Regions from separate parts of the Homo sapiens genome. Here region 1 is linked to region 2. A link is an interaction called in ENCODE POLR2A ChIA-PET data of the cell type or tissue named here. Cell type or tissue: GM12878. All regions are shown on one strand. Each heading gives the region's core, and the rest is flanking DNA. Links, peaks and the distances in the headings are about the cores only.

Evidence for each region. ChIA-PET counts read pairs that join two places held together with the same protein. Peaks named below come from ENCODE experiments on the same cell type or tissue, not always from the same donor. Only the 100,000 strongest peaks of a DNase experiment are listed, where the experiment ranks them.
Region 1: POLR2A ChIA-PET joins it to region 2 with 7 read pairs; 3 of 35 experiments call an interaction of 5 or more read pairs at or near these places.

What each region holds. Positions count from the first base shown.
Region 1 is chr4:159,015,599-159,019,992 of GRCh38, forward strand. All of the region lies in intron 1 of SPMIP2 (sperm microtubule inner protein 2), which reads right to left. Among named protein-coding and RNA genes, the nearest start is that of SPMIP2, 17 kb to the right of the region's middle. RefSeq lists enhancers at 1,949-2,268, 2,449-2,518. In GM12878, for the core only: a CTCF peak has its summit at 1,156; DNase peaks (open chromatin) are centred at 1,123 and 2,653; H3K27ac peaks cover 684 bases.
Region 2 is chr4:158,863,506-158,867,899 of GRCh38, forward strand. All of the region lies in intron 12 of FNIP2 (folliculin interacting protein 2), which reads left to right. Among named protein-coding and RNA genes, the nearest start is that of FNIP2, 97 kb to the left of the region's middle. In GM12878, for the core only: no CTCF peak of the experiment used is centred there; a DNase peak (open chromatin) is centred at 2,436; H3K27ac peaks cover 197 bases.

The sequences.
Region 1 (4,394 bases), core at 168-4,167, 150 kb after region 2:
CAAGAGAAACAGTCTATTCTATTAGAAAAAAGAGAGTTGGAACAAAGAAATTTAGCTTTTACAATGCTTTGTAATTTGTATATAAATATGAATAATATCACTTCTCGGCCTTTTGGCTAAGATAAAGTATAAATATGAATAATATATATTCAAATGCTGACAAAAGATTAAAAACCTAGAATTTTGTGCAATTAGAATGAGTAATGATTATAGCTGTTTAAAATTTATAGTAAGTGCTTAGTATATGTGTGATATTGTGTTGATGGATCAGGAGGTGGCAGAAGGAGAGAAAGCTTGGCCCAGTCCTCAGAAAGCTTATAATGTAGCTAAGAAAAGAGTCTTATGCACTGAATAACTACAGCAAAGCTGGGTGATGCCGCCTTTCACTGAAAAAGAAATTCAGAGAAGGGTGTGGTCAGTCTGTAGTAGTCATGGAAAATGTGGTCCTGAGCAGGACTTACGACAGACTGATGACGTCAACACACAAGTTTTAAAAGTTAGAATTCGTAATTTTAAAAAATACCAGTATACAATCAAATACTTGTGAAACACGGGGATGGGAATCTGTTAAATTTTCCTGTTCTCTGTGTAAGAGACATGAAATGTAAAGCAGATTTCCAAAATCACTGCCAATCTCTATTAATCAGACCATTATGACATCCTATTGATCCATATTAAAAACTTCATAGTTTTCCACGCACTTCAAAAGCTGATTTCTCCTGACAATAGATGAAGAAATTAAAGCTATAACCATGAGCCAATTAGCTGAACTCCCTTTAGCCCACTTATTATACTACTGTTCACAAATGAAAACATAACACTACTTTTGCTCCATCAGGTGTTACTTTTTCATGTTAATTATTACTGGGGAAAATCCAGCAATTTAAAAATTACAGATCATTTTCTAGCTCCCAATTTTCTAGTTAACAAAAATAAAAGGGGATTAAGTTGGTTATTTATTTATTTTTCCTTCTCTCTTAGGGAGGCTTTCTAGATGGCCATCTTTTCTATTTTATTTTTCAACCTTTTCTTTGGTAACCCCTTGTGGTTGCAGCCTAGCTGCTTCAAGCGTGCTTGCCAGCTAAAAAAGGCTAAAGTGGGAGTCTAACTGGGCTTTCAATTTCGCTTTTTTGACAGCAGCCTGCCCCCCACAGGGAGACACTAGGTGAGCCGCAGCTGGGCCACTGGAGAAGGGGGATAAATGCATTCCGTTTCAGTTGTGTGATTCCCTCCCGTTGCTTCCCACAATGCATCTGTAACACTTTTACTTTTCCATTTCTGCTAGAAAGCAAATCTCTGTCTCTTCCAAAGGACAGTGAACATAAGTAACTACCACCCTGGAAAGCTCTGTGGGGAGCGATGAGACGGGAGGGGCCCGGGTGATTAGAGTATGGATTGGAGGGAGCAGGTGGGAGCTGTTTCTCTGAAATCTGCTTCTAGATGTTGCCCTCAGCAGCCCTTTATTAGTGAACAAATAGTATAAATCATTGAGAAAGTAGTAGTAGAGAAATGTTAGATGGGAAAGGAAAAAGGACTCCTTCCCTTTCCGTCAACATACCCTATTCCAGGCAAAGAAAAAGTGAGCAAAAACAGTGTACAATGATAGGTTCCTTCTGCACTGCCTTTTTGTGCTGAGATTATTATTGGCCCAGGTTAAGGATAAACAGTTATCCCGAATGACTCCCTGGATGGAACAGTCAATCAAACTTGTAAGTTAGTGCCTATGAACAGTAAGACAAAACACAAACACAAACACATACACACACACACACACACACACACAGACCTTAGACTGCAAACTTCTCAAGCCCCTGCAAATCAGTTCATTCATTTACTCCTTCCTCCAACAATTTTTTTTTTAAGAGACAGAGTCTCACTTCATTGCCCAAGCTAGAGTGCAGTGGTGCAATCATAGCTCACTACAGCCTTGAACTCCTGGGCTCAAGTGATTCCTCCCACCCCACCTAACACGATCTTTTTAGTGTACTCTGTATTGGGCTGTTTTGGTGTGTCCTGCATGTCCTATCTCCCTATCATTTAAAGCTGGAGCCAAAAAGAGAGTTCCAGAAGTCCTGGTTCCCCAGCTGGAGTTGCCCAAATAGGCCGCTTCACAAGATAGTTTCTGCCTGTGATATACCTAAGTGGATAGGCCACCAACACCAGTGCAGGAAAGTGATTCAGATGCTGGAGAACAAGCAAGAGCTCAGAGCCAAGGAGTCAAGCCAATGTGGGTTTGAGAATGGTAAAGAGGAAGTCTTGGGGCAGCTTATAAGATATACAGGGAGGCAACACAAAGCGAGATGTGGGCTAGAATAAGAATGCATCACACAAATCTAGGACTACTGTGGCTGCTTCAGGAGTGGATTGGGATGCTCCAGACACAGTCAGCGGGCTTTAAACTTGTCCGCCAAGCTGGAACCCATGAGGATTAGTGGAACCCAAGGAGGTCTCTTATCACCCACAAGCCTCCAACACTGATGAAGTGGGTGGTTTGCACTGAAACTGGTGCCTTTCAACATGGGGCTAAACATCACCTGGCCCAGAAGCCAGTGACACTGAAGGAGGAGGCAGGGAAGGAGCTGGAGTTCACTTTGGACGTGGCAGCTGCCTCACTGCAACAGAGGCAGCATATCAGTAACAGCCCACGTGGCTGCAGCAGCCCCTGGGGACTGCTGTTGTATTGAAATGATACGTCTGCTGCTTCACTTCTGCTTTCCAAATTTCCCACAAAATGTCTCTTGTGGCCCAGACAAACCCAAAACTATGTAGGGAAGGGAATCTAGGACATGTAGTCCAATGGGCTCAGCTGACACAGTACGAACCTGCCACAGGCTGTGGCAAGCTCAGTCCAGCTAAGGCACTATGTTGTTTTCTAGTTTGCACTTTACATAATTTCTTTGACTCTAGTGATAGGCAATATGTACTGATTAATGATATAAAACTGGACAAATACCTGGACAGCTTATCACTGAACAAGGCAAAAAAATGTCCAAACTATAAAAAGTGAAAGGAGATTGTATTAATTTTTTTGTCCCTAGGCAAGTATGATGGTTCAGAATGCTGGTCTTGTCCCCCTGGCAAAATTTGAGGTCATCTCTGAATTACTGCAATCAATTTGGGATAAATTCACAGTCTTCTCCTTGGGTTTATAATGAAGTCAACAGGTGGTTTTGATAAAAGTCATCTTTAGTCAAGAAGAATAGCAAATTAGGCTGGGCACAGTGGCTCACGCCTGTAATCCCAGCACTTTGGGAGGCTGTGGCAGGCGGATCACGAGGTCAGGAGATCGTGACCATCCTGGCTAATATGGTGAAACCCCATCTGTACTAAAAATACAAAAAATTAGCTGGGCATGGTGGCGGGCGCCTGTAGTCCCAGCTACTCAGGAGGCTGAGGCAGGAGAATGGCGTGAACCCAGGAGGCGGAGCTTGCGGTGAGCCGAGATCGCGCCACTGGACTCCAGCCTGGGCAAAAGGAGGTCCTGCATGTCCTATCTCCCTATCCTTTAAAGCTGGAGCCAAAAAGAGTGTTCTAGAAGTCCTGGTTCCCCAGCTGGAGTTGCCCAAATAGACCGCTTCACAAGAAAGTTTCTGCCTGTGATATACCCAAGTGGATAGTCCTCCAACACCAGTGCAGGAAAGTGATTCAGATGCTGGAGAACAAGCAAGAGCTCAGAGCTCTTTTTGAGACTCCGTCTCAAAAAAAAAAAAAAAAAAGCAAACCATAGCTGGATAAATACACCAGTGAATGTCACCTCTCATAATTGCACAAGATTTCCTCGGAGTAGAGGTGGGTATCTACTTGGTGATATCTGTGGAATGGCCTGCATCTTTTCGTCTTTCTCTGATTGCAAGGAAGGAAGTCAGTAATGGCTTATAGATGCGGGAACTTTGCCCAGTACCCTGACATCATGAGTGCCTCCCCTTCTGTTTGGTGCTTATCTGAATTCTCTTTGCACGTGGAAGTGGATGTCATGGCACTGGAGAGGCTGCCTGGCCAGGGCAGCAAGTAAGGGTTAGAATTCAGGAAACCAGCTCAACCCAGTTTTAGCACTGAAAGTTCAGTGTCCTGGGAATCCCTTCATCGTGAATACACTGGGACAATTGGTCAACTTAGGCCAGAGTGTGGCTGTGGCAGGAACAAGGTTTTGCTGACCTGGACAACAGGAGAAACTAAAATCAGAAGAAAAGGCAAAGGAAATGTACAATGAGAGGGATGCCAGCCATCTGGCCTGCTGGGTTTGCTGACTGGAGAGAGGGGGACAGTAAATCAGTTCTGGGGGACAATAAATTAGAGTTGATTTGTAAATCTTTCACCTAGATTCCCTAAATGGGCCGGGCACGGTGGCTCACACCTGTATTAAAACTACAAAAATTGCTGGCATGGTGGCACAT
Region 2 (4,394 bases), core at 142-4,141:
AAGCCGGATGCCACTTTCACGGGTTTGCTGCTCAGGAGCTCGGTGATCCTTGCTTCTGCCCAGCCACTTCCCTGTGTACAATGTGATCGCCACCCATTAGTGGGCTGCAGAAGCAATTTAGTGGGTTTAATTAAAAAGCATTTAATTGGTATAATAGAATAGAAAATATCAGTGATTTACATGTATATTTTGTAAAATGTCTGTTCCAAAAGATGCATTGAGGTTGCAGTATAAAATGTATTTCTTTCTTGGCATAGGTATACAAAGTTTAAATGCCACTGTCTACACCACTGACTGAAGTAGTTCCATATAGGTCTCTTTTTGACCTAATGATCTTAAGGGTTTGTAGAAATGAAAAGGAGCTTTTCTACCCAAAAGAGATTTGGACCACTGATTTAATATAAGTTAAAATGTGTGAAATTTTTTTCTCAGAAGTTTACATTGTATTTTTCAAAACACAGTGGAATTAGACTACAAATCAATTTTTTTTTAGTTCTCACTTTCTCAGAAATCAAACCATGTATTTTTGTTGTTGTTGTTGTTTTTGAGACAGAGTCTCGCTCTGTCACCCAGGCTGGAGTTCAGTGGTACAATCAAGGTTCACCACAGCCCCAACCACCCAGGCTCAAGTGATCCTTCCACCTCAGCCTCCCTGGTGGCTGGGACTACAGATGTGCGTCACCATGCCCAGCTAATTTTTGTAAAGGCAGAGTTTTGCCATGTTTTGCAGGCTGGTCGCTGGTCTTGAACTGGGCTCAAGCGATCCAACTGCCTCTGCCTCCCAAAATGCTGGGATTACAGGTGTCAGCCACCATACCCAGCTGACAACCACATTTAAATAACCCACAAGCCAAACAAATTGCACAAAAGAAATTAGAAAACATTTGAAATAATGATAATAAAGATGCAATAAGTTAAACTGTGTAGGGTATAAGGAGACACTGTTGAAAGGGGAATTCTACAACATAGACGTTATTAGAATGTGATCAGGAATAAGTGTGCCTTTAAGATACTAAACTCTCTTCTCGTCTCCTTATTTTTGTTCTCTCTCAGCTTCTCCTGGTTTATTTTTGTTTCTGTCTATATAGTCCCCTACCTCTCTAACCCCCTTTCTTTCACCATGCTTCCTTTACAGGGCTTCTAAATTCTCTCAGCTTCTCCACCTCATTCTTTCCTCTCCTCTTTCTAGTTTCCAACTTTTCACTATTGTTCCCCTCAACAGTTCTTTCCTTTCTTCTCCCTCTTCCTCCCTCTTTGTTTTCTTTTTCTCTACATGTTTTACCCTCCTGGCTGTTATCTCCTCTCCTTCTCCATCCTCTTTTGGCTTCACCCCAGTTCTCTATCATTTTGCACCTCTCTAACATCCCATCTTTTTTCTTTCTGCTTTCCCTTCTCTCTATTCTTCCCTCTTTCTTCCTAAGTTTCTTCTGTCTGTTCCTCTGCTCTCTCCGTCTCTCCCTCCCTGAGTCTCCACTCTGTGTCCCCATTTGCCACCATTCCTTTCTGTGTCCTCCTTTCCTGTGACCTCTTCTCCTACTTTGTCCAGCACCTTTCCTGCTTCCATGCACTCTGTCTTTGGCCTATTTCACTTGGAAGCACGCTTGACTCCTTCACTTTTTCTTCTGCTTTTTCCCCATTTGCCTCTCTTTTAAATTTTTATTTTTAATTGAGGTAAAAAGCATATAACAACATTTATTATCTTAACCATTTCTAAGTGTACAGTTCAGTCATGTTAAGTACATTCACATTGTTGTGCAATTTCTACATTTTAAAAAATTATATTCATGAAAACAAATCTATTCTAAAAATTAGCTTCAATTATCCAAGACTCAAAAAAAAATTGAACTTCCAGTAAATATTTAATATTATGGGTCTACTGTTTTAAAAATGCTTTATTTTATGAAGTTTGGCTATAATGTAATAGCACTGGTTCCACTCACATTGCACTCATTATTTTATATAGTTTAAATGATTATAAATTGTATTTTTAATAACCTTCCTTGTTTTACCATTTCCATTTGTTCCTTAGTTATTAAAATATACAATACTCAAATGCATTGCTAAAAAATAATATTCTAAGTGGTCTTTCCCCTGTAGTTTGTTATACCAGATTTTGGATAAGTAATGCTTCTTCTTTATTAATATTGAAACTGATTTAACAAAAAATATTTCATGAATTCCTGAAATGACTGTTGATATCCTGCGGCAATAGGCAGATGTAATCAAAGTGTTAACAGTAATGAGCTCTTAGAAAGGTTTTCTCAAACAAAAGTCCTAGCTTCAGCCTACAATTCTGAGTTACTCTCTTGAATTCTAGGCTGATTTCTCAGTCACTTGCAAACGCCTCTCAGTTAAAGCTCTATCAGCCTATAATCTAGTCATTTTATAGAGAGGATTGTTTATTATTATTTATGTCTTGCCATTTGAATGTTCTTAGGAACCGTACACAAGGGAATACTCGCAGAAGGAGGTATTTCTTAATGGGTCCCAGGGGGAGGTACTTTCCGATGGTTCTCATAACTTTTTTCCCATACTCATCTATTTTAATTAGTTTTATCTAGTATATGCCCTTATAACTGCTTTCCCTCCTCTCTAGATGCATTCCTCAGAGGGTTTCTAACTTCCTACATTCTGATTTGTACTGATTACCATGTATCAGTTCTCCTTTATTTAGTATCTTTTCAGCTTTTGATTTGTTCCAATATTCTGGTTATTCTTTTTTTTTTTTTTTGAGACAGAGTCTTGCTCTGTCACCCAGGCTGGAGTGCGGTGGCGTGATCTCGGCTCACTGCAACCTCTGCCTCCCGGGCTCAAGCGATTCTCCTGCCTCAGCCTCCCGAGTAGCTAGGTTACAGGTGTCTGCCACCACGCCTGGCTAATTTTTGTATTTTGGGTAGAGACGGGGTTTCACCCTGTTGGCCAGGCTGGTCTCGAACTCCTGACCTCAAGTGATCCGCCCACCTCGGCCTCCCAAAGTGCTGGAATTACAGGTGTGAGCCACCGTGCCCAGCCCTCTGATTATTCTTTAATGGGTTTCTAACTCCAGTTTGATTATACAAAGATACAATGAGACACATCTTTTTTTATGAGATGGAGTTTTGCTCTTGTAGCCCAGGCTGGAGTGCGGTGGCGACACCTTGGCTCTCTGCAATGTCTGCCTCCCGGGTTCAAGTTATTCTCCTGCCTCAGCCTTCCTAGTAGCTGGGATTACAGGTGTCTGCCACCACACCTGGCTAATTTTTTGTATTTTTGGCAGAGACAGGGTTTCAGCATGTTGGCCAGGCTGGTCTCAAACTCCTGACCTCAGGTCATCCACCTGCCTCAGCCTCCCAAAGGGCTGGGATTACAGGCATGAGCCACCGCACCCAGCTGAGATACATCTTTAGGGTCTTAACACAGTGCCTGTCCAGTTAGTAAACATAGGTTCTTTATTATAATTGTCCATCTTCTTATCAAATGTGTAACTTATTATAAAATGTAATAATCAAATTATCAAATGCAGTAGTTTTAATAGTTAGGCACTGAAGTACTTTTGATGAAAAGCTTATTGCTGGGTGGTTGGATGACACATTTGCCCTTATTGTCTCCTCCTTAAGCTGACTGTAGAGCTCACAGTACATTAGTCAGTTTTTAATCAACTTGTCAGGATATATAACTAATGGGACATACTTTTTTCCAGTTGAATTTTCTTTTCTGTTTTTTTCTGAGACAGAGTCTCATGCTGTTGCCCAGGCTGGAGTGCAGTGGTGCCATCTCAGCTCACTGCAACCTCTGGCTTCCAGGTTCAAGCAATTCTCCTGCCTTGACCTCTCAAGTAGCTGGGACTACAGGTGCACACCAGCACGCTCGCCTAATTTTTGTATTTTGGGTAGAGACGGGGTTTTGCCATGTTGGCCAGGCTGCTCTCAAACTCTTGACCTAAGGTGATTGCCTGCCTCAGCCTCCCAAAGTGCTGATATTACAGGCATAAGCCACTGCGCCTGGCCCAGTTGAATTTTCAAGCGAAATGAAATAAAACCTTCAGACTCATTCATGACTAAGTGATTTTCTTCTTGTTAATCAAGCTGATTCTACTTGGTGTGTGTATGCGTATTAAGATAATTCTGTGTAGACCACCTCATTAAGTATTTTGAATTAATTCACTGCACTTCTGTTGAGAAATTCCTAAATTTGGATTTTATCCCAAGGCCCAATGTCCTGGGATTCTTCCAACAAATTCTTATTATTCTAGTTTCCAAGATATAGTATTAGATCTGGTCACATATTCAGAGCTCTGGCTTTAGCCTTCTTTGGGCCATCTCATTGGCTGACCCACTGAGCTGCAGGGAAGACCCAGCAGGCAATGGGAGGGGCTGTGGGCACAGCAGCACGACTCCCACACACCAGGGGTGGTG